Linked DNA regions of Homo sapiens: regions 1, 3, 4, 5, 6 and 7 are each linked to region 2. The links are chromatin contacts, found by Hi-C or POLR2A ChIA-PET in ENCODE. All regions are on one chromosome and are shown on one strand. Each heading gives the region's core, a stretch centred on a gene start or an enhancer-like site at or near the end of the contact. The rest is flanking DNA. Distances are from core to core; before and after follow the strand shown.

The links. A loop is a pair of places that touch in the nucleus more often than their neighbours do. ChIA-PET counts read pairs that join two places held with the same protein, here RNA polymerase II (POLR2A). Pooled maps may share reads with other maps.
Region 1: a loop to region 2 is called in a pooled map, with 13 times the contacts of the local background. The contact joins the promoter of DCP1A here to the promoter of DCAF1 in region 2. A Hi-C loop is called at or near these places in 8 of 50 pooled maps. POLR2A ChIA-PET finds 5 or more read pairs at or near these places in 3 of 52 experiments (HEK293, MCF 10A and naive thymus-derived CD4-positive, alpha-beta T cell).
Region 3: POLR2A ChIA-PET joins it to region 2 with 11 read pairs in Caco-2. The contact joins the enhancer-like site here to the promoter of DCAF1 in region 2. A Hi-C loop is called at or near these places in 1 of 50 pooled maps. POLR2A ChIA-PET finds 5 or more read pairs at or near these places in 4 of 52 experiments (CD8-positive, alpha-beta memory T cell, Caco-2, H1 and 1 more).
Region 4: a loop to region 2 is called in a map with no recorded cell type, with 17 times the contacts of the local background. The contact joins the promoter of APEH here to the promoter of DCAF1 in region 2. A Hi-C loop is called at or near these places in 2 of 37 single-sample maps with no recorded cell type and 6 of 50 pooled maps. POLR2A ChIA-PET finds 5 or more read pairs at or near these places in 1 of 52 experiments (A673).
Region 5: a map of CD8-positive, alpha-beta T cell shows a loop between it and region 2 (7-fold over the local background). The contact joins the promoter of MON1A here to the promoter of DCAF1 in region 2. A Hi-C loop is called at or near these places in 1 of 168 maps with a recorded cell type or tissue (CD8-positive, alpha-beta T cell) and 1 of 50 pooled maps. POLR2A ChIA-PET finds 5 or more read pairs at or near these places in 4 of 52 experiments (CD4-positive, alpha-beta T cell, OCI-LY7, activated B cell and 1 more).
Region 6: a loop to region 2 is called in a pooled map, with 18 times the contacts of the local background. The contact joins the promoter of RBM5 here to the promoter of DCAF1 in region 2. A Hi-C loop is called at or near these places in 6 of 50 pooled maps. POLR2A ChIA-PET finds 5 or more read pairs at or near these places in 3 of 52 experiments (GM12878, PC-9 and activated naive CD4-positive, alpha-beta T cell).
Region 7: a loop to region 2 is called in a pooled map, with 17 times the contacts of the local background. The contact joins the promoter of TKT here to the promoter of DCAF1 in region 2. A Hi-C loop is called at or near these places in 7 of 50 pooled maps. POLR2A ChIA-PET finds 5 or more read pairs at or near these places in 4 of 52 experiments (CD8-positive, alpha-beta memory T cell, HepG2, MCF 10A and 1 more).

Annotation. Positions count from the first base shown.
Region 1 is chr3:53,346,038-53,349,200 of GRCh38, reverse strand. It overlaps DCP1A (decapping mRNA 1A), which reads left to right and starts at 1,658. Exons shown (of 10, transcript NM_018403.7): 1 at 1,658-1,818. The coding sequence starts at 1,684. RefSeq lists enhancers at 1,164-1,933, 1,469-2,059, 2,060-2,650.
Region 2 is chr3:51,498,600-51,502,009 of GRCh38, reverse strand. DCAF1 (DDB1 and CUL4 associated factor 1) reads left to right here and starts at 1,995. Exons shown (of 25, transcript NM_001387579.1): 1 at 1,995-2,137. RefSeq lists a silencer at 2,106-2,335 and an enhancer at 2,446-2,545.
Region 3 is chr3:50,209,367-50,212,579 of GRCh38, reverse strand. The region is part of intron 1 of SLC38A3 (solute carrier family 38 member 3); the gene reads right to left. Among named protein-coding and RNA genes, the nearest start is that of SLC38A3, 5.7 kb to the right of the region's middle. RefSeq lists an enhancer at 2,864-3,213. Within about 2 kb of position 1,884, at least 3 of the 41 ENCODE cell types and tissues checked have a DNase peak (open chromatin) inside an H3K27ac peak, as active enhancers do.
Region 4 is chr3:49,672,544-49,675,782 of GRCh38, reverse strand. It overlaps APEH (acylaminoacyl-peptide hydrolase), which reads right to left and starts at 1,432. Exons shown (of 22, transcript NM_001640.4): 1 at 1,370-1,432; 2 at 1,162-1,294; 3 at 474-600; 4 at 1-89. The coding sequence starts at 1,381. It also overlaps a transcript of BSN not described here. RefSeq lists a silencer at 1,138-1,747.
Region 5 is chr3:49,928,536-49,931,961 of GRCh38, reverse strand. It overlaps MON1A (MON1 vesicular trafficking associated A), which reads left to right and starts at 2,151. Exons shown (of 6, transcript NM_032355.4): 1 at 2,151-2,353. RefSeq lists a silencer at 2,095-2,444.
Region 6 is chr3:50,087,347-50,090,677 of GRCh38, reverse strand. It overlaps RBM5 (RNA binding motif protein 5), which reads right to left and starts at 1,759. Exons shown (of 25, transcript NM_005778.4): 1 at 1,649-1,759; 2 at 227-296. The coding sequence starts at 243. RefSeq lists enhancers at 720-1,310, 1,472-1,581, 1,622-1,791, 1,311-1,902.
Region 7 is chr3:53,254,553-53,257,816 of GRCh38, reverse strand. It overlaps TKT (transketolase), which reads left to right and starts at 1,795. Exons shown (of 14, transcript NM_001064.4): 1 at 1,795-1,981. The coding sequence starts at 1,875. RefSeq lists a silencer at 1,509-2,198.

The DNA of each region.
Region 1 (3,163 bases), core at 409-2,908, 1.8 Mb before region 2:
TTAACGAAAGAAATGTTGCTTTTTAAGAAGTCTGGCGGGGATAGAACTCCCTATAGTCTCCATGATTTGTTTTACTTGTTAGCTAGTGCCTAACTCTTTCAAACGCTTTAAAATGCTCAACAGACACTTACCAATGAAATGAGTGATCTGCTTAATGCTTTAAATGAAGCAAGACAAATTAAACCCTTCATGGACTCTTCCCAGGGCTGGACAAAAATATTTATGTGGGTCAGACGCAGTGGCTCACGCCTGTAATCCCAGCACTTTGGGAGGCCAAGGAGGGCAGATCACCTGAGGTCAGGAGTTCAAAACCAGCCTGGCCAATGTGGTGAAACCTCGTCACTACTAAAAAAAATACAAAAATTAGCTGGGCGTGGTGGCGGGCGCCCGTAATCCCGGCTACTCTGGAGGCTGACGCAGGAGAATCGCTTGAACCCAGGAGGCAGAAGTTGCAGTGAGCTGAGATCGCGCCACGGCACTCCAGTCTGGGCGACAGAGCGAAACTCCATTTCAAAAAAAAGAAAAAGAAAAAGAAAAAATTAGCCAGGTGTGGTGGCGGGCGCCTGTAATCCCACCTAATTGGGAGGCTGAGGCAGGAGAATCGCTTGAACCCTGGAGGCAGAGGTTGCAGTGAGCTTGAGATTGTGCCACGGCACTCCTGCCTGGGCAAAAGAGCGAGACTCCGTTTCAAAAAGAAAAAAAGAAAAGGGCCGGGCGCGGTGGCTCAAGCCTGTAATCTCAGCACTTTGGGAGGCAGAGGCGGGTGGATCGCCTGAGGTCAGGAGTTCGAGACTAGCCTGGCCAACATGGCGAAACCCCGTCTCTACTATAAACACAAAAATTATCAGGGCATGGTGGCGCGCCCATGTAATCCCAGCTACTGGGGACGCTGAGACAGGAGAATCGCTTGAACCTTGGAGGCGGAGGTTGCAGTGAGTCGAGATCGCGCCACTGCACTTCAGCCTGGGCGACAAGAGTGAAACTCCGTCTCAAAAAAAAAGAAAAAAAATCCACTTGTACCTTCTGCTAATCAGTGTATATATTCAAGGCAACTTGAATCTATGCTCCTGGGGTGCAATCCTCAAGCTTGGCCCAAATAAACTCTCTGCTTGCATTTATTTTGCCCCAGAGTCTTCTTCCTTTTAGGTCGACACATCCATATCTGAGACCTAGGGTAATTTTCTGGGCTTCTCGCCTCTCCCTTTCCCCCATGTTTTTCTGTGCTCTCTAAACGGGCCCGGTAGAGTCCCGCATTTCCACATTCCACAGACATGTTTTCCTTCTGTGGCCCCGGGCCCTGCCAGACAGCGCACCGCGAGGCCGGCACTTCGGCGGTCTCCAACCTTTGCCTGGAAAGAGCTCGGCAGGCGAGCTAGAGGCCAGATCCCAGGACCCAGTCGTTTTAGCTCAGGGAAAGGAAGCGCCGGAGCTCCAGCCTGCAAGCTCCACTACGCAGCCTTGGACACCGCCCACATCGTAGGGCCGCGGACCCTGACAACGCCGGAACCCGGCGCCCGGAGCGTGCGCGCGGCGGACCAGAATGGCTGACGTACCGCCCTGCCGCGAGGCCCGCGTAGAGGCGGAAGTTGAGGGGACTGACGCAGATGGGGGAATTTTGCCTCGATGGCACTTTCCTGTCCGCGACTCCGCCCCCACCAGAGGGGCTAGGCTCTGGGATTCAAGATGGAGGCGCTGAGTCGAGCTGGGCAGGAGATGAGCCTAGCGGCCCTGAAGCAACACGACCCCTATATCACCAGCATCGCAGACCTCACGGGCCAGGTCGCTCTGTACACCTTCTGCCCCAAGGCCAACCAGTGGGTGAGTGCCGCCTGGCCCTGAGGACGGCCACCCGGCCGCTGCCGTCTCTTAAAGGGGCCGCGCGGGTTACTGTGGGGTGGGGGGGCACACTAAGAGGCCAGGGCGGTGGAGACGAGGCCAGGGTCTGGCCAAGAGCCTAGCCAGAGCCTGAGGGGTGTCGGGTCCGCTTGGGATTGGGGGATAGGAGTGAGAGAAGTGGCTCGAGACATCCCAAGGAAAAGCCAGTGGAGGGGAGGATTGGAGCAGGATCAGTCCCTTGGCGTCGGGTCTGGGGACGTGGGCGACCTGCCTTCTTTGCAGATACATTGGGAGTTATAAGACCGGTGGGGTCAAAAGGGTGCCTGAAAGCTTGTGTTTGAGGCTTTGCGGATTATTAGATAAATTATATGTACATTATCTATAAAATAAACACTCCTCCTCTCCCCCTGGCAAACGTAAATGAGAGCCCCTGTCGCAGAGGTCATTTGGGTTTAAAGTTTAAAATCCAATTAGTTTCGATTCTTGGAAGGAGGGGGTGGGTGGGTCCGGCTTTAATCGAACTACACAGAGTTTCGGAAAAGATTCCAAGGCACTTAGGAAAAGGGCTTCCGTGTTCACTGGATCCCCGAAGACCTTTGTACAAACAAGAGAGACCCTGTAAATGTGTTTTGTTCCATCTATGATGCTGGTGATGTCATCTCTGAATGCTCCCCTCGGACTCAGTACTTTCTGGCTTTCGTGCACTGGGGAGGGTCCGAAAAGTCACATTCAGTGTGTTCACTGATTCTTGTTAGCCCCTGCTTGAAGCTTTGTTAGTTGTTTAAAAAGCATAATTTCCCACTTTCTTGTAATTGACCCTTCCTAATTAACTCATTCAGCTACAGGCTTTACACTTAGAAAGTAATACGTAAATGCTTGTTGGATTGAATTCACCAATGACTGGAGTTCACATTTCAATAAGATACGAAATCCTTAAACTGACAGAACTCTGGAAGATGACCGTAGTATGTCGTTTACCCTATAATACAGTTGCATAGATTATATTTATCAGTAATTTATCGAAAATCATTTGGCATTTATGAACAGTTAATTCAGATGAAGAGTTTTTATAATCACGTTGTTTATCTTTGCCTCCTGGAAGAGAAGGAGATATGGGAAGCCACAAGGAATAAAATTGTAGATTGTTTTTTAAATGTAGCTATTTTAGACATTGCCTTAGTTTGAAATTTTATGAATCTTTTTTCTTTTCTTGGCCTATATATAAATTTTGAAATATGGATTGCCGACAAATGGTGAAGACTTGGGGCTAGAGTTTTCCTAGTTTTTCACAAAGGCTTTCAATATTTTAAAATTTTACATTGTGGAG
Region 2 (3,410 bases), core at 746-3,245:
CTGGAGGAATGGCATGTGGGTTCCATTCCTTGTTCTACCTCTCTGGGTCCAGATTTCTCATCTGTAAAGGTGATTAACCATATCTTCCCTGTGTGTGTGGCAGGGTAGTGAGGGTTAAATGAGAGAGTGTGGCTGGAACACTTGGCTCAGGGCCCAGCATGCTCTGAAGTTGAAAGAAATGGTACTGGCCATTACTGACAGAGGTAGAGTTCCAGAAGCACAGAGAAGGGACCTGTGTGTTGTGGCAGGAGAAAGAAGTGAAGAAAGGTGACATGTCTGTGGCGCTCCCAGCACATATTAGAGAATCTCTGCTTGGAGCAGTAGCTCCAAGTTACACATTTAAGAGAAGGAGGATGGTCCCTTTTCTGGAAAGAGGGAAATGGGATCTAGTGGGGAATGAAACCAAGGGACCCAGGATTCAGGATCCTTACTAGCTGTCGAGCCTGAGCATAGCAGCAGGCTTGCTGTGTCTTGTATTCATGTGACAGTATTGCCGTGAAGACTCATGGAGATGCACGGAGACTTGCTCAGCATTCCCGGAGAGATAATGAGCTGCATAAGGCCTTGAACGCTGGGTAGGATCTTGTCAGGTCGAGATTCTGCTCAACTGTGGGTCATGTTTATCTTCTATGCCCCACAAGAGGGACTGCTGGTCAGAGTAAGGAGTCCTCTGGTTCTGCTGTTAATTGGTTGTGTGATGCTGGGCAAGTCGCTCACTCCCTCTGGGCCTCATTTTTCCCAACAACATGAAGAAATTGAATTAAGTGACCTGTGAGGTCAGTCCTGCCTTAATCTATGAGCTTTTGATTTTTCACTTCTCTGCCTCACGTATAATAACCTGGCAATAAGTATCTATTGATTCTTACAGGCTAGGTCTTGAACAAAAAGACAGAGGCTGGGTGCAGTGGCTCATGCCTGTAATCCCAACACTTCGGGGGGCCGAGGCAGGAGAATCGTTTGAGCCTAGAAATTCAAGACCAACCTGGACAACACAGTGGGACTTCGTCTCTACAAAAATTTTTAAAAATTAGCCGGGTGTGGTGGTGCACACCTGTAGCCCCGGCTACTTGGGAGGCTGAGGTGAGAAGATAGCTTGAGCCCAGGAGGTTGATTGAGGCTGTAGTGAGCTGTGATCGCGCCACTGCACTCCAGCGTGGATGACAGAGCGAGACCCTGTCAAAAAAAAAAAAAAAAAAAGACAGAGAAAAAAGAGGCTGGGAGAACTCAGCCCAGGAGTTCGAGAACAGCCTGGCCAACACGGCAAAACCATGTCTCTACCAAACACGCACATACAAAACAGAAACAAAAATTGGCTGGGTGTGGTGGCATGCGCCTGTAGTCTCAGCTGGAGGCTGAGGTGGGAGGACTGTTTGAGCCCGGGAGGCGGAGGTCATAGTGAGCTGAGATCGTCACTGCACTCCAGCCTGGGCAACAGAGCGAGACTCTGTCTCAAAAAAACAAAACAAAACAAACAAAAAACAACCAGTGCCTTCTGATTTAATGAGTGCTGTGATTTCTGATATGTTTATGAGAAATATTTTCTTAGATCACGGTATGTTCTAGGTAAGATAAGGCAAATGGCCAAATAAAACAGAGGCTCTTTGCGCACACAGGTCAGAACAAGACACTGAAAAAGTATCAGGCGATTACAGTACTGTCTTAGAAGGATTGGCTCCCTCACTTTTCACTTCCGCCTTCCGAAGCAGCCAATGAGTACTCAGCAGTTCGCATTTATCCAAAAAAACTACAAATCCAGAAGTCAATGCGCCAGGCGAAGAGCTCATGCGTCAATTGGGACTGGTGGGCCCGCCCCTAGACGCGGAACTTCATTTCCCAGGCGTCCCCGGGGCTCTTCGATTTTTTTTTTTTTTTTTTTTTTTTTTTTTTTTTTTTCCCCGATCGTGCAGGCGTTCTCTTCCCGCCCCTTGCTCGCGGTCCTCGCGCCAAGTAGGCGCGAGCGCGCGCGCGCGGTGCACGTAGCGCGCGAGTGACGCATAATATGTGGGCCGCTGTGGAGCCGTGGTCGCGCTGTGTGTGTGTGTGAGTGGAGAGTGAGTGCGGGACCTGAGGCTGTGTGTGTGTGAACTGTGGCCACTGGCGGGGTCGGGGGGGGGCAGCGGCGGAGCCGCCTCGGACGGTGAGTGGGAAATGGAGGGAGGCGACTCTACGGGAGGGGCGCGAGGAAGCAGGTCGCGCGGCTGGCCGGGCGGCAGAGTGGGCGCCGGGCTTGGGGGAGGGGCGGCACCTGCTTGGGCCGCCGGCGAGGAGGGGGCGGGCCGGTCTGCCGGGAGGCTGGGCCCGGGGCCTGACAGGACTTTTCCTCCTCCTGATTCTTGTCCTGGGGGCGGGGCCTCCACGTTCTTCCTCCACTCCCCACGAGAAGCTTCCCGAGAGTAACTCTTCCGCCCGGAGTGGGGGGGCGGGGTGTGTCCGCCCCTACCTGGAGGAGGGGCGCATTTCATTTCCCTTGTTTTCTTTTTCCTTCCAATCCTCCTAGTCTCTGTTCCGTACGGGCTTGCGGGGCTCCATCTTCCGTACTATACGGCGGGCCCCTTCCCGGACTGTGTCTCCGCCTCCAGCTCCAGTCACCTGGGCGGGCTCTCCCGTCTCTCGGCCTCGTGCCACCTCTCCCTGCACCCGCCTGCCTCTTGGACCGTGCGACGGGGGCGGAGCTTTCCGGGCGCTCCTCCCATCCCCATGAAAGAGGGAAGGGTTGGAAAGAGAGGTGTGCGGGTCCCGCAGCCTGGAGTCAAACCTCAGAGTGCCCGCGAAGCTTCCCTGGAGTCTATTTCCGGGGGTTATAGTAGTTTTCAACTGGGGTGTCAGAAGCGTTTGCTTAACAACTTCACTTCTTAGACGGTTTTCTGTCTGGTTTCCTCTTACTGCGGTGGCAGCGCTCTGGTTTTCCATTTGTTGAGGAAATAGTTTTGGAGTGTTTGTATTTAGCTATTTTTGAGTCACAAATGACTCGTCCTTGGCCATGTCATGTTGGTCTTGGTTTTTCCTTACCCTGTTTTTTTGATGAAGCCTTTTAATTAGTTTACATGTCTTAATTTTTTATATTAGTAGCATCTTCCTGTTCAAAATGCATCGTTAATGTACAGAATGAGAGGTTAATTGGTAATATCATCCTGCATTTTCTTTTTCCAGCTTACTGGAGTTTACCTTTAATGTTTATGTAAATGTGTATATTTAGATTTTAGGATCTATTTAGTATTTTTCTTAATGATGTGACCATTTGGGTTTTCTATATAACATTTATTCATTACCCATTTTTGAGTGGGTATATATTTTTGGATGTTAAAGAGATAATAGAGAATTTGGGGAATGTAGGGAAATCATTTTGTACTTAGTATCTCTTGCGTAGTTGCTGAGTACAGTGTTTTACTGTTCTGCCTATTATACAGTTT
Region 3 (3,213 bases), core at 635-3,134, 1.3 Mb after region 2:
CTCAAACCTGCCTCTCCTTCTGATGCAAGCATCTTACCTCCTCTCCTCCCAGACCCACCTACTCGGGACTATAACAATGTTAGCATCTCTTATTGAGCCTTCTCCCCTGACCCCAGGGTTGCCTAGGTCCACATGTCCTCATGCCCCTGCCCTAAGCCTTGCCATCAGCATCCCTCCAAGTGTCCCACCTGGGTATAGAGGTGCCAGTGCTGGCGTCCAGAGCTACTCCAGAGTCCCCCCTGCACTCAGCTGGGGGTGCCCTCTCTCGGCCCCCTGCCCTGGGCAGGCTGGGACAGGCCCTCAGAGTGTGCTGAGCTGGCAGTCTGGACAAAACACCCTTCTCTGCCCTAATATCCTTCTGTAGCAGCCAGGCACTGCCTCCAGGGAGACCACAGTCTGTGGCATGGGCCGTGGGAGGTGTCTGAGGTCTGAGCTCCAGATTCCCCATCCCCCCTGCAGTAGCTGGGCCTAGACCTTTGGGGCCTGGTAGCTATTACTCAATCATGATCAGTCATTGCTGGGTCTTGGGCAGGCCTGAGATCCCAGAAAGGATTTAGAATATCTCTCCTTAAGTGACCTCCAGCCTGGAAGAGACAAATCCCCCCAGATAGCACCCTCATCACTACTCTATAGCTCCTGCTGCAACTGAGTGTGAGCCACATAATGCTGGGTCTCAAAAAAGAGGATGGGGGTGCCGGGCGCAGTGGCTCACGCCTGTAATACCAGCACTTTGGGAGGCCGAGGAGAGCAGGATCACCTGAGGTCAGGAGTTTGAGACTAGCCTGACCAACATGGAAAAACCCCATCTCTACTAAAAATACAAAATTAGCCGGGCTGGTGGCGCATGCCTGTAATCCCAGCTACGCAGGAGGCTGAGGCAGGAGAATTGCTTGAACCCAGGAGGTGGAGGTTGCAGTGAGCTGAGATTGCGCCATTGCACTCCAGCCTGGGCAACAAGAGCCAAACTCCATCTCAAAAAAAAAGAAAAAAAAAAAAAAAAAAAAAAAAAAAGGATGGGGGCATCAAGGAAGACTTCCTGGAGGAGGTGCGAAGCCAGTACTAAAATTCCAGTAGGCACCCTGGGGTGTCAAACAGGAAAGAGTGTACCAGGCAGAGAGCACAGCATAGGCAGAGGCCCTGAGGTGCAGTACGAGGCAAGCTGTAAGCGTTGAAGGAAGGTTCTGTGGCAACAGACAAACCTGATACAGCTGTAAAGGCCAGGTCTAGGAGTCTGGACTTTGGTCCAGGGCAGGGAGGAGGGCTGGGGGCTGGGGGCCAGGGTGAGGATTAGCACTGGCCTGGCATGGAGCCCCCAGCCATTCCCTGAGGCTGCCAGCCCATTTTTGACAGCTCCTACCCCTCAGGCCTGTGGCCTCCCAGGCTCCTTTGTATCCGGGAATCGGAATCGGGGTAAACTCAGGGAAGGGCTCCTGCATAAGAAAGGCTGCCAGCAGAGCCTGATCCCCTGTGGTGAAAGCCCAGAGTAGACCCTCTAGGGCTGGGCTTGGCCCTGCCTCACTGTGTGGCCAGGGGCAGGGTACTCCCCAGCTCAGGACCTCAGTGTATCCCTGTCCTCTAGGGGTCCCGTGAGGCTTGGTCAAAGCTGGGGATGAGTGAGGAGCCTCCCCAAAGCCTTCATCCCCAGAACAGTCCATGGGTGCCCAGAGAGTGGCCAGGAGCTAGGGTGGGGAGATCACGGTGGCCTTGGGCAGGTCATCAGAATGGCATCTGTCATGGATGTAGTGTGAACCCGGGCAGTAAATCAATGGCCCAGGCCATTGCCCTGGGACCTGTTTGTTTTCCTGGGAGATAAGGGCCAGGAGGGGCCAGGAGCCACAGGGATGGCGCAGCAGGTAACGCCCGCCCACGCGAACATCACCTGGTGAGAATTCATCAGGCACACCTCGGCAGGTGTTGAGTTTGGCTAATTAAAGATTTTGAGCCCCAGGAACCCAGGCCACTTCAGGGCGGCTGATGCAAGCAGCTACAGGAAGCACAGCTCTCTGCCCAGGGATCAAGGTCCTTGGAGTCCCCAGGACTCTGAGCCTTGCTTTCCTTCCCCATGCTCAGGAACATAAGTGGGTCTGGGTCGGCAGTAGTGAGCTGGTGACAGGGAGGCCTTCGCACTCTTTTTACCTTGGTGACGACTTGCACCAGTGGAGGCACAGACCCTCTGGAGCTTATTGCTGAGGCCCAGGCTACCTGACCTCCGCCAAGATCTCAGGAGAGAGACAGCTGGCCTGGCTTGAGGGTCCATCGTGATTATCCCTGGGGGCTCAGGGGTGAGGGCTGCCCCCAGTTCCAGCTCAGCTCATTTTTACCACTCCCCTCCTTGGCTGAGACAGGGTGCCCCCCTCCTAAGTCTGGTACCCATCTGGACAGCTACCCCTCTGTCCACCTGCTCCTCCAGGCTTCAGAGGGAAGATGCCCCCTACTAGGAGAAGGTGTTAGTAAGGGGGGAAACCAGATCCAATGGAGACATTTGGACTGCATGTTCTCAAGGCACAGCCATAGGAATTGGTGGTAGCTGATTGCTGGGGTCAGGGGTCTAGGGACAAAGCAGGTGGGAGGAGGGTGTTAGAACAGGGAAAAGACACCTCTTACCCTCCTCTAGACCCATGTTTTCATGTCCTCCTCATCAACAACACAACAGTGCAAGTGGCCAGTGTGTGGCCAACACTGGGCTAATACTGAAGAAGTGACATGCAGGCGGGGGCATATCCAGGGGAAGGCAGATGGCCCAGAGAACTGAACTACCGGCCATGTTAATCCTCAGCCCCCAGCTCCCTGGCCTTGGGATCTAGGGTCTGTGGCTCTGTGTTCTGGGCATCCGGAGGTGTCTAGGAGGATCTGAGAGACCCAGCTGGGGCCGGAAGGTAGACTTTCCTGTGGCCGGGTACATTTTCTTTTTTTTTCTTGTTTTTTTTTTTTGAGACGGAGTCTTGCTCTGTCACCCAGGCTGGAGTGCAGTGGCGTGATCTCGGCTCACTGCAACCTCCGCCTCCTGGGTTCACACCTTTCTCCTGCCTCAGCTTCCCGAGTAGCTGGGACTACAGGCGCCCGCCACCACGCCCAGCTAATTTTTTGTATTTTTTAGTAGAGACGGGGTTTCACCATGTTAGCCAGGATGGTCTCGATCTCCTGACCTCGTGATCCACCCACCTTGGCCTCCCAAAGTGCTGGGATTACAGGCTTGAGCCACTGCGCCCGGCC
Region 4 (3,239 bases), core at 183-2,682, 1.8 Mb after region 2:
GGAACTGCTTCTCTTCCCCAGGGCCCGTGCCTCCAGCCTTGCGCAGCACAGCTTTCATGGTGCCTGAAGGAGACTCTCTGCTCAGCAGTCTGTGGACATGGGGTAGCACAGGTCAGGATTATCTTGCAATAACCCCTTCCTGCTCCCTACTGGGCACACCTCTTAGGAGAGATTCTTGAGGCTCTGGCCCCACACCAGCTTCTGGAGCACCTCTAGCCCCACCTTGCCTTTCCTCCCTGAGGCAGAGACTCTACTCTCTGCAACTCCCCAGGCCACCATGGGCTCTAGTCCAGGCTGAGTTTGGAGCAAGCTTCCAGTGCTTATCAGGCCATGTCACCAGAAACTGAATGAGCTCCCAAGGGGGCAAGAACCTGGCTGCTGGCCTCCCTTCTAGGCACATGGTGAGCATTCATAAAAGGCTTGCATTGCGGACGGCTGTGGCCTTGCCCACAAGCTTCCTCCCTCAAACTTACTCCCCCCGGGTCTCCACACTGTTGCCTGCAGGTCCTGCAAACACCACTGAGTCCCCGTCATGGAACACCAGGTATTGGCGGCAGAATCGAATGTTCTCCATGCGTTCCAGGTCCCTCTGGGTCCACTCTGTGAGGGGAGGCATGAGACTGCTCACCTTGTCTTGGCTACTCCTGGCTACTGCCCCCAGCCCCACCTGACCCAGGAAGGCCTAGATCTATCTTCCCCAATCTCTCAATCTGTCTCCAGACACTGACACCCTGGCTGCAGGCTGGACAACACTTGGCCACAACCCTAGTCCAGGCCTCCAGAGCCTGAGCTGACAGCCTCTTTGAGAGAACCCCCTAGTAACCCCAGCATCCACCCTGGAATCTTGAGGGCAGCCTGGCATGTGTATGGGATGGCGTGTTGGTGGAGAGCCCTACAAGGTCCACGCCCTGAGCCCAGGTTTGACTTCTACCCCTACGCCGTCATCTCGTGCACTCATGGCCGCCATTCGATAACGCCCCGCACGCCCCCTCCCCCCCTCCACACACCTGTGTGCAGGGACCTGTGGGAGTGTAACCTCCAAGTCCAGGCCGGCTCCCTATATACCCTTACGCACTGTCAAGCAGCGAGCCCTCCACACCCCCTTCCTTCCCACCCCAGTGCGCGACCCCGTCGCCAGCCAGTTCCCCTTCGCACACACACCAGTGTGCACCGTCCGGTATTGGCCGCCGTACTGCGTGGTGACCTCCGGGCCCAGGCAGGCGGCGCTCAGCGCGGGCTGGCGGCTAAGGCCCCGATACAGAGCCGCCGCCTCCTCGGGCTCGCTCAGCAGCACCTGCGCAGGGGACACACCAGGGTCAGGCCCGGCCCGGGCTGCAGGGACCACGGGGACCGCGGGCCGAGCCCTCACCTGACGTTCCATAGTCTCCTCTCTGCCGCCGGGGCGAGGCGGGGCGTGCTCGCGCCCGGAAGTGAGGCTTCCGGGGGCGGAGCCTGGGACGGCCCGGGCTGTCTCCGCCCCTGCCCTGCGGCAATCTGTGAGGGGCGGGGCCTTCGGCTAATGGGTGAGGACCGTTGGCAGGGGGCGGGCCTTGACGGTGAGAGGACCCGGCCTGGGAGCGAGAAGTCCTGGGTGGGTGAGAGCAGGGGTCTCGCCAGGGGCGGACTAGCCAAGTGGGGGGCGGGGCCGTGGGCTGAGTCCTGGGCCTCTTACCGAGGGGCGAGGCGTTGGATCTCGGAGGAGAGGGGGCGGCCCTGTGGAAGCGGAACCCGGGAGCCCGGCTTCGGGGAGGGTAGAAGGGCCTACGAGAGAAGGGGTTGAGGGGGTGCTGCAAGGCGGAAGCAGCGCGGTCGGACGGGCATGGCCCAAGCACGCGAAGGGCGGGGCCCGAGGGGAATGGGACCAATGAGTCTTTGAGGATGAAGGGCAAGGCGGGCGGGTCCGGATTGGAGCCCTGCGAGGAATGTGGAGCCGGGAGCCTGTGAGCGTGAGCGTGAGCGTGAGCGTGAGCGTGAGCGTGAGGGTGAGGGTTGGGCGGGGCGGAGCCGGCCGCAGCGTGGATCTCCCGCGGCTCTGGGGCTGACTGTAGGGTTCCTTCGGGTCCACCACGAGGCCGACATTCACTACACAGTGCCAGGCCCTGCCCTGGAGGGAGTTCCACGCAGACGAAGAAGAGAAGGGCCAGGGTCCGGGCGGAGGGCGCGAAGCAAAGCCCTGGGGTGCGGGGCAGAGGGGCGGGTGCCAACTCTTAGGGTGCTGCCCGGACTTATCAGTCGCCAGGCCTGCCGCAAGAGCTATCTATCCCCGCAGCCTTTACCCAGCCTTCTCAGTGGCACCTTGTTGGGGACCGTGAGCTGGTGGGTCCCTGCCTTCCTCCCCAGGCCTCACCCTGAGCTCTTGGGTGTGAAAGGCCTGGTGGGCTCAGACTCCACCCAGGACCAGGGAGCTTCCTGTGGAAAAAACCTAGGCAGGCAGGTTCCCTGTGCACGTGGTACAGGATTGGCTGGGCTAAGGTGCCAACAGAGATCAGGAGAGGCTGGACAGTAAGGATGTTCCCTCCATATACCTGAGTCTGGCTGGTCTTCCACATTCAGGGCCCTGGCTCCCTGCTCCATGGCGTGCTTGTGATTGAGAGTCCACTTGTCTGGCCTGTAGCTTCCCCTTTCCCATCAGCCGCATCATTACTTACTCAAGATAACTAGTTAAGTAAAAAAAAAAAAAAAAAAAAAAAAAAAAGTCCCGGCCGGCCGGGCGCGGTGGCTCACGCCTGTAATCCCTGCACTTTGGAAGGCCGAGGCGGGCGGATCACGAGGTCAGGAGATCGAGACCATCCTGGCTAACACGGTGAAACCCTGTCTCTACTAAAAATACAAAAAATTAGCTGGGCATGGTGGCAGGCGCCTGTAGTCCCAGTTACTCGGGAGGCTGAGGCAGGAGAATGGTGTGAACCCGGGAGGCGGAGCTTGCAGTGAGCCGAGATCGCGCCACTGCACTCCATCCTGGGCGACAGCCAGAGTCCATCTTAAAAAAAAAAAAAAAAAAGTGCCAGGCGCGGTGGCTCACGCCTATAATCCTAGCACTTTGGGAGGCTGAGGCGGGTGGATCACCTGAGGCCAGGAGTTCGGGATCAGCTTGGCCAACATGGAGAAACCCTGTCTCTACTAAAAATACAAAAATTAGCCGGGCTGGGTGGCACGCGCCTGTAATCCCAGCTACTCGGGAGGCTGAGGCAGGAGAATCGCTTGAACCTGGGAAGTGGAGGTTGCAGTGAGCCGAGATC
Region 5 (3,426 bases), core at 902-3,401, 1.6 Mb after region 2:
ATGATAGAGACTTCATTTGAAAAAAAATAAGTAAATTAAATTAATTTGTCTTCTATGGAGATGAATTCTATAGGGTGTAAATTCAAGTTAATGAAATATAGGCAGGATATTAGCCAGGCATGGTGGCTTATGCCTGTAATCACAGTACTTTGGGAGGCCAAGATGGGAAAATTGCTTGAGGCCAAGAGTTCGATACCAGCCTTGTCAACATAGCATAGTGAAACCACCATCTCTAAAAAAAAAATAAAAAAAGAAAAAGAAAAAGGAAAGGAACATAGCCAGGACATTTCTGTACCAAGCAGAGAATGTTATATCTTGACTTAAACTCTCCTTCCTTCCTTCCTTCCTCCCTCCCTCCCTTCCTTCCTTCTTTCTTAACTTTCTCCTTCTTGTTGTCCATGATCATGGCTCACTTCAGACTTGATCTCCTGGGCTCAAGTAATTCTTCCTGCTTCAGCCTGTGGAGTAATTGGGATTACAAGGCTGTGCCACCAAGCCCAGCTCATGGCTCAAACTCTTATAGTGTAATAATTAGAGAAAACAACTGTATAAATGATTCTTGCCCTAAGGGAGGGAACTTGGACTTCTGAGCTAATGAGGAGATAAAATACTGAGTGATCTGTGGAGACCTGGAGAGACTCTCAGTTAAGGAATAGGGCATTTTCTTATGTCCTTACCTAAAAGTGGGGGACATGGGGGTGAGAAAGCTTCCCTTAGACTATGTGCAAGAACTTGATAGCCTTATGCAAAGCCATCTTCAGTGAAAGGCCACAGCTTTGTCACCATGTCAGTCACAGGCCAGTGTTGTGGAAGCAGGCTACAAGTGGCAGCCATCTGAGACTGGAAGAAAAGCCCAGGGGCGGAGCTCTACCCTAACTCCAGTGTAGGGCTTAGAGAGGAAAAGGACACTGCCCCCAGGTGCTTGTGGAGCAGCAGGGAAAGTCAGAGGAGTGATCTGACTTTTTTTTTCATCCTATTAACTTTTGGGAGAATTAACCATAAGGCTGTAAAGTGAATTAATTGCTTCAGAAAAGAACATGAGCAGTGGTGCCAAACACTAATTTTACTTTTTAAAACCATCTCTAAAAATAAGGGTCTTTTGGGAGAGCCTGTTGTTGACTGTTTTCCTGTTGTTTTTATTGCTTTGCGTCTAGGAAATTACAAACAATGATTCTTTGCAATGGTAAATCACCTGGGGAGCTTTTAAAACAATAGTGATGCCTGGCTCCCCAACACTCCACCCTACTCTAAATTCAATTAAATCAAAATCTCTAGGGCTGGTGTCCAGGCATTAGTTTTTTTGTTGTTGTTTTTGAGACAGGGTCTCGCTCTGGTGCTCAGGCTGGAGTGCAGGGCATGATCATGGCTCACAGCAACCTCGACCTCCTGGAATCCCACTTCAGCCTCCCGAGTATCTGGGACTACAGGCACACGCCATCAAGCCTGGCTAGTTTTTGTATTTTTAGTAGAGATGGGGTTTCACCATGTTGGCCAGGCTGGTCTGGAACTCCTGACCTCAAGTGATCCGCCCACCTCGGTCTCCCAAGTGTTGGGATTACAGGCGTGAGCCGCCTCGCCCGTCCTAGTTCTTTTTTTTTTTTTTTAAAGCTTCCCGGCTTATTCTATGTGCCGTCAGAGTTGAGAACTACCGTTCTAGAGCATTATACTGATACATTAAAACGTGGCTACAAATATGTTTTTAGAAACAATTAGTGCGACTTTTGCGCATGCCCACATCCTTTACAGCCTGTGTGGCTGGGCCCACTAATGACATTTATCCAGTCCCCCAAACTTGCACTGTCCTTCCACAATCAGTGGGAGAAACAATCCTAACGTCCCTTTCTCTCACTTGAAATGAACTGCTAGCTGGCTCGGACGGAGAGGCCCAGAGTCCAGGGCTGTTCTGTGTGGGACTCTAGACTCGGAGGAGGCGCCCAGGCCCCTAGAAGGCGGCGCCGGATGAGGCAATCGCGGACCCGGGTCAGGACCTGCCCACGGCTCTGCTGGGACTAGGAGCCCAGAACCAGTCCCTCGGCGCCGCAGGCGGCCAAACGCTAAGGACTACATTTCCCACAATGCACCCCGGGGGCGGGCCGAGTCGGGCTGAGCGGCTGGAGCTGGGCCTTGGCCGCGAGAGGCCGGCGAAAGCTATCTTCCTGCACCGGCGGCCGGGTGAGGGCGGTGGGAGGGAGCGGTGCCTGCGCTGTGGCCATGTCTGTGTACGCAGGGGGCCGGGGCCCCGCGAAGCTGTGCCCTCAGGCCGGCCCCGGCCGGACACCCTTACCCCTCCATGGGTCCGGCAGAGGGCAGTGACCGGCACCTTCTGTGCGTCCTGGACTCCTCTGAGAAACAGGTGAGTTGACTGCCAGCCCACGTGGCCTGGAGGCACCTAGAGACTGGAGAGCTGTCATCTTTGGAGGGAGGGGCTTGAAGACGGGGGCCTCCAGCCATCAACGCTATCGTTTGCAATGGGAAGACTGTGTCTCCCTGCGGTCCCTCAGCCGGCTAGTCCCCAGCTGGGGAATACAAAAGGCGAGATCTGGAACCCATCCTTTGGCTGGGAGGGCGAGATCCGGTAGGGGGCAGTGGCCAGGTAGGACTCTCCCCACTCCCCCACCCCCGCCCCGCCAACAAACGTACACATATTCGGCCGGTAGAGTCTTCTCAAAAAGCAACAGAGGTAACTGGGATGAGCGGGGCAGCACCTGGAAGGGGCTTGGGTCTTTGCTTTGTTGTTTTTAGACGGAGTTTCACTCTTGTTGCCCAGTCTGGAGTGCAGTGGTGTGATCTCAGCTCTCTGCAACCTCCGCCTCCCAGGTTCAAGCGATTCTCCTGCCTCAGCCTCCCGAGTAGCTGGGATTACAGGCATGCGCCACCACGCCCAGCTAATTTTTTGTATTTTTGTATTTTTTTAGTAGAGACGGGGTTTCACCATGTTGGCCAGGCTCGTCTTGAACTCCTGACCTCAGGTGATCTGCCTGCCTCAGCTTCCCAAAGTGCTGGGATTACAGGCATGAGCCACTGCGCCTGGCCGGACTTTGCACCAGTTTGCCTGGTGCAACTGGGTTGTCCCTTGTACTGGGTGAGCCACCCTTTCTGGGCACAAGTTTGCAGAGGGAGAGTGAGCACCCTTTGTCAGGGAGGGAAGTAACCGCCAGAAGTGACAAGGACCAGACTGTGATCTCAGCATGGAGTAGGCATCCTGCTGAAGCAGCCATAGCACAGCCTCACCTGGGCCTTGTCTGCCACACATCCTGTATCCTGGCACCTCCTTTCCAGACAGGCCGCTCCAAAGGGTTAAGGTGAAATGAAGTGCTATCCAAGCAAGAAGAGGGAGCAGGAGTGGTAGGGAGTCAGTAGGGAGGGGCTTCTGAAGGCCTTCTCTGCTCCAAGGCTGCCTGAGTGAGAGAGGCACACTACAAGGGC
Region 6 (3,331 bases), core at 510-3,009, 1.4 Mb after region 2:
ATACTTCCTATGTGTTCTAAGAGCACCCTACACTTTATCACAGCATGTTCACACAGTACTTTAATTCTCTCACTAGACTGTAGTTTGTGACAACAGGATCATAAAGGTGTTCGTTAGCAATGCCTGGCGCAAAACACTCATATATTAGTTTGATAAACTATTTTAAACAAGGAGTTCAGTCCCCACTGAAATGTTGAGATCAAAGCCACGTACTGTAGTAACTTACCTTTTGTCTGAACCCATTGTCCCACTGAAGATTTAGCACACAGCTCCAAAAGGTTCAAATTTTATTTTTTCTAGGAGACAAGAGAGATTAATTGCTATAAATCTCAGAGATCACTTAAGTCAGCAGCTCCATAGCTTGGATACTACTGAGGCTGGGATTTCATCAAACCTTCAAATCATTGACAGTGATTATCTAAGGTGGGGAAGTGGTGGGGACAAACTGTCAACGTTAAAATCGTGCTAACATTTTGTTAACAATGAGCAAAACCGGAAGATTAAGCATATTTTAAAATATTAGATTCCAGATTTAACAGAATCATAATACGGAGCAAGCAGAAGACTCCTTCCCTGCTCCTACCTTAGAATTACAAAGCAAAAAGGGCAGAGCTACAATCAGCTCCTTGGTTTTGTATCAAAGCAACTCCGTGGGATAGTTGACCGTTAAAACATTAATCCAAGTGTCTTCATTAATACAAGGAGCAACATGAAATTCAAACACTTCTGATGAAAAATGTAAAACCTCGTAGAAGCTGGGATACTGAGCTGACTGAAATCTACTACATTAATAACGTATCGCATAAGACAAGAGCAAAGCTAGAAACGACCTAATTCCTAGGTAACAATAACCACCACGTCTTGAGCCAGTTCTTATGACTACAAACCACTGAGTAGTGAACAGCCCGGCCCCCCGCCCCCCGTTGGTAATAAGACATCACACTGCTGGACCGCGTTCGATGAGCGCGAGGTCCGAAAAATCAGTTCCAGTAGTCTCTGGAAGCCTAGTCTAGAGCGAATGCTCAACGATTTGTTGAAATTAATAAATGAAAAAGAACCACTGGGGGGAAACAAGTCCCGGGGCATATTCACTGGTGCCGCCCCTTGTCTCCCGGGCGGTGCCGGCACCCACCTCCGTGGGGTCTCGCGGCCGAGATGGCGGCGTCACGGCCTGCTCGACCGACTCCAGCGTCCGGCCTGCCCTCCCCGCACATGCCCCTCCCGCCTCCCAAGAGGTTCCAAACCCGCAGATGGGCGATCACCGAACAGCTTTTCGGAGAGGGCGATTCAGTTGCAGTTGAGCGGGGGATGGCGGCCAGAGACTGCCAGGGAGCTCCCAAGGAGTGCCCGAGGGACAGGCGACGGCTCCACTGCTCCGTTGGGCTGAAGATTAGGGGACGTGTATCCACAAGGGGCAAAGTCACAGCCAGAAAGAAGCAGGCCCAAGGCTGAGCTGGCTGGACACCCTCTGGAAACTGACAGAGCTGGCAACAAGGAAGGGCGCGGCCCTCCAACGCCTGGGGTAATTTAGCCCCTCTACAGAACCGGCTGGAGCTGATCAGTCGCCTCCGGCAGCTGACAAGGGAGGCTTGGGGGCCAGCCCAAATGGCAAGAACCTACCGTCGTTACAGACAGCCGCCGCACTTACCCCAAGGAGAGACCGAAGCAGCAGTAGCGGTTCTGCGCCCCAGAACCTCCAACAAGGTTCGGCGGCTACACAAAATGGCGCCTCCGCCGACGGCCGTCTCCTACCCACAGTACCTCACGCTTATCCCCTCCCCCTGTCACCCGCCTCCTGCGGAGAAGTCCAATCCTCGAAGCGGCCTGGCTGTGCGAGGGCTGCCGGGAAATGTGGTCGCCAGACCATCCTGTCACTTAGGACGCTCTGTGTTAATGTCTTGCAATTCTCTTCTAAATCACTACAGAGTTGTCGATCGGCTTTTGCAGACCTGGATTAGTTTTTAGGGCTCCTATTAGGCATGTTAATAATTCTTTGCTTTTGCTACTAGCGCCGTAGAGAGTACAGTTTGCTTTCACTGGCACGGTGTAAAACATTGTCTAATTCTACTTCAAAAGGAGACCGTGCGTGAAGTGGTGGCTCACTCACAAGCCAGCATTTTGGGAGGCCGAGGCAGGAGGATCGCTTGAGGCCAGGAGTTCGAGACCAGCCTGGGAAACACAGTGAGATCCTATCTCTACAAAAAATAAAATTAACTGAGCATGGTGGCGTGCACCTCTTGTCCCAGCTACTCAGGAGCTGAGGTGAGAGGTTCGCTTGGGCCCAAGAGGTCGAGGCTGCAGTGAGCTGTGATCTCGTCACAGCACTCCAGCCTGGGGACAATGCGAGAAACTGTCGCTAAAAAATAAAAAGGAGGCCGGTGCTGGGCGCGGTGGCTCACTCCTGTAATCCCAGCACTTTGGGAGGCCAAGGCGGGCGGATCACAAGGTCAGGAGATCGAGACCATCCTGGCTAACACGGTGAAATCCCGTCTCTACTAAAAATACAAAAAAATTAGCTGGGCATGGTGGCGGGCGCCTGTAGTCCCAGCTACTTGGGCGGCTGAGGCAGGAGAATGGTGTGAACCCGGGAGGCGGAGCTTGCAGTGAGCCGAGATTGCGCCACTGCACTCCAGCCTGGGCAACAGAGTGAGACTCTGTTTCAAAAAAAAAAAAAAAAAAGGCTGGACGCAGTGGCTCACGCCTGTAATCCCAGCACTTTGGGAGGCCGAGGCAAGTGGATCACGAGGTCAGGAGCTCAAGACCAGCCTGACCAATATGGTGAAACCGCGTCTCTACTAAAAATACAAAAATTAGCCGGGCATGGTGGCATGCACCTGTAGTTCCAGCTACTAGGGAGGCTGAGGCAGGAGAATCACTTGAACCAGGGAGGCAGAGGTTGCAGTGAGCTGAGATCGTGCCACTGCACTCCAGCCTGGGTGACAGAGCAAGACTCAGTCTCAAAATAATAATAATAATAATAATAATAATAATAATAATAATAATAATAAATAAATAAATAAAAAGGAGGGGCCAGGCATGATGGCTCATGCCTGTAATCCAAGCACTGTGGGAGGCCGAGGCAGGTGGATCAGCTGAGCTCAGGAGTTCGAGACCAGCCTGGCCAACATGGCTAAACCCCGTCTCTACTAAAAATACAAAAATTAGCTGGGTGTGGTGGCGCACACCTATAATCCCAGCTACTTGGGAGGCTGAGGTAGGAGAATCGCTTGAACCCAAGAGGCGGAGGTTGCAGTGAGCCGAGATTGCTCTACCGCACTCCAGCTTGTGCAACACAGCAAGACTCTATCTCAAAAAAAAATAAAAATAAAAA
Region 7 (3,264 bases), core at 546-3,045, 1.8 Mb before region 2:
TGAGGGCAGAGGTGGCACCTGCCAGGCATCTGAGGGTGGCACACTGTGGGGCCCCCCTCCAATCCTAGCCCATAGCCCTCACCAGCCAGACACCATAGGGCCAGCCTCTGCGGGCTGGGCCAGCAGGAGCCAGGTGCTATGGGATGCCATACTTAGGGTCTGATTGGGCATCTGGGGGTCAGGCCAGCAGAGGAGCACCTGGAGGCGAGCTGGGGGACTCACTCAAATTCAGTCAATCGCCTCATGAGCCAGAGCTCTCTGAGTATGGGCAATGCAGGGAGGACACAGAGGACACAGGGCGGCCACTGGTGCCTCTTGGATCTCTCAGGGTTTTAGCTCCCTGCCCAGCCATCCGTTTGAGGGTCTTGCCTTTATCTTTCCTCTGTCAAATGGAGCTTCTTCCTCTGTAAAATAGGCATTGTAGGCAGTATGTACCTCACTGGCCAAGTGTGGTGGGCAGATTGAATGAAACAGTGTCTGTGATGAAAGTCCCCTCCCTAATCCCACTCTGGGGAGCTTCATACCTCTGGGAACCATGGGGTCTGATAACAGTAGTGGTGGGTGCCCCTGTCCCTACAGACCTGGAAGCAAACCCAATAATCTCCCTAAAAGTCAGTAGTGTTTCTAGGCCCTAATAATTTGTAAAGGATCTTCCCCTAGTAATTTCTCAGTTATCATCACCTGGCATTGTCATGGCTACCACTATCCTATTCTCATTTTCAATAATCCCCATCCCCTGTGCAGGGCTCTAAAGCCCTGAGTGGCTGGGCATGGTGGCTCATACCTATAATCCGGCACTTTGGGAGGCAGAGGAGGGCAGATGGCTTGAGCCTAGGAGTTCAAGACCTGCCTGGGTAAAGTGGCAAAACCCCATCTCTACAAAACATACAAAAATTAGCCGGGCGTGGTAGTGTGTACCTATGGTCCCAGCTACTTTTGAGGCTGAGGCAGAAGGATCACTTGAGCCCAGGAGGCTGAGGCTTCAGGCAGCTGTAATCACTCCACTGCATTCCAGCCTGGGTGACCATGGGTGACCCCGTCTCAAAGAAAAAACAAGTTTTTTAATTATTAGAAAAAAGAAATAGGGCCTGGTGCGGTGGCTCACCCCTGTAACCCCAGCACTTTGGGAGGCCGAGGCGGATCACCTGAGGTCGGGAGTTCAAGATCAGCCTGACCAACATGGAGAAACCCCGTCTCTACTAAAAATACAAAATTAGCTAGGTGTGGTGGCGCATGCTTGTAATCCCAGCTACTAGGGAGGCTGAGGCAGGAGAATTGCTTGAACTCAGGAGGCGGAGGTTGTGGTGAGCCAAGATCATGCCATTGCACTCCAGCCTGGGCAACAACAGCGAAACTCAGTCTCAAAATTAAGTCCTGCAGTCTCTTGGGCCTGGGGTTGGTCGGCTGGGGCCAAGCCTGGCACCCACCAGCCTTGTGACCTTGATTGCCCTTGCCAAGCCTCAGTTTGTCCATCTCTAAAATGGGATTCGCCGTGACAAGTCCACGGAGGACTGTGTGGAGGAGGGAGACTGAGAGGCTTTCGAGTCAGGAGCCCAGACTCGAATCCTGAGTTGTTCGTTATGTTATTATTATTGGTGTGTGTGGTTAACTGCTAACCTCGCAGTCCGCAGCGGCCCAGCGCCTAGGGGAGGGGAGCGGGCAGGAGGCGGCCCCAGGCGGGGCGGGGCTGAAGGCCTGGGGTGATCCGAGCCCCGCCTCCTCCCCCTGCCCCGCCTCTCCCATCCCCGCCCCGCCCCGCCCGGCGACTTAACGCGCCCCCGCCCCGCGCCCGGCCTCGGCAGCCGCCTGTCGCCGCGGGAGCAGCCGCTATCTCTGTGTGTCCGCGTGTGCGCCCGGTCCCCGCCTGCCGCACCATGGAGAGCTACCACAAGCCTGACCAGCAGAAGCTGCAGGCCTTGAAGGACACGGCCAACCGCCTACGTATCAGCTCCATCCAGGCCACCACTGCGGCGGGCTCTGGGTGAGTGCGCGGCGCCGGCCGGGGACGCGGCTCGGGCGGGGCGGGGGGCGTCTGCGGCGGCCAGAGTCGCCGCGGGCTCTGGGTCGCGCTGCGAGATGCCTAGACGAGGAAGGTGGCCCGGGCGCCGTCGGAGGGCGGAGACGCGCGCCTCGCAGGGCCCCGGGCTGCAGGCGGCTTCCGCTGCGCCGCACACTCGCCCTACGCCCGGGCTCGGCCGCGTGGGCCTCTGGTCCTCCGTGCGCCTCAGGCCGGCTCTTCCCCACGCGGATCGCCGGCCGCGCAGCTGCATGGTGGCGCGGGGGATGGGCTCGCGACTCGCCAAGTACCCTCTAGGGTGATGCCGGGAAGGCCACCATTACTGCTGTTCTACAGAACGCGGCCCTCTTAACCCTCTCCACCACCTGGCTGTGTGGGCGCCGCCGGGAGTGTTCCCCCTTCCAGATGGGGAAACGGAGGCTCCGAGTTAGTCAGCTACCCAAAGTTACACACAGGGAGATCTGATTTGAGCCCCAGCAGTCCGACTCTAGAGACCCTGTTTTTAATTCCTCTTGCAGGAGACTCGGGGGCCCGGCCTTCTCCCCACCTCAGACTACGCTCCCCTACCCCTGTCTCCTGCCACCCCTGGGTTGGGTCCGAGTTTGGAGCAGGGGGCTGCTGAGACGCCAGGCAGCGGCGGGGCTGATTGGGGGAAGAGGGGAGGAGGGCGGTGGCACGTGGGTGCAGAACCCTGGGATCCATTGTGAAAAGGAGGTCTAAGATTTGACCTGGGGCGGGAGGAGGCGGAGGGCAAGGAGACTGAGAAGGCTGAGCGCCGGAAGGACGGAGTTCCAGGGCCCTAGCGCCGGGAGTGACGTCCTGGGGCAGGGCCAGCCACCAGGTGCTGTATCTCCCAGGCAGGAGCTGGCGTGCCTAGGCCCCAAGATCCTTCCCTGGCCAGCCCTTTTGGCCCAGAAGGTGGACACCCAAGGAGCCTCCTCTGTAGCGGAGACAGGGATAATTAATGAGGGCCACCGTGCATGCAGCTGGAGGTGTCCAGTGGGGTGGGTGAGGGGGTCAGTCAGTGAATTACTTCAGAGCCTGCTTCCCGCTCTGTAAAGCGGGGACAGTAATGGCACTTAACCACGCTGGGTGGTTTCAAGGACTCCAGTGCTCTACTTGGAGGCTGCTTTGAGGCCACAGTGCCAGCAGTGCTCCGGGCTCATGACAGGGTTGTGAGGGCTGCGTGATGGATGATTTCTCGGGACCTTCCCAAACAAGCTCTGTTTCAGACAGACAAGATTCTG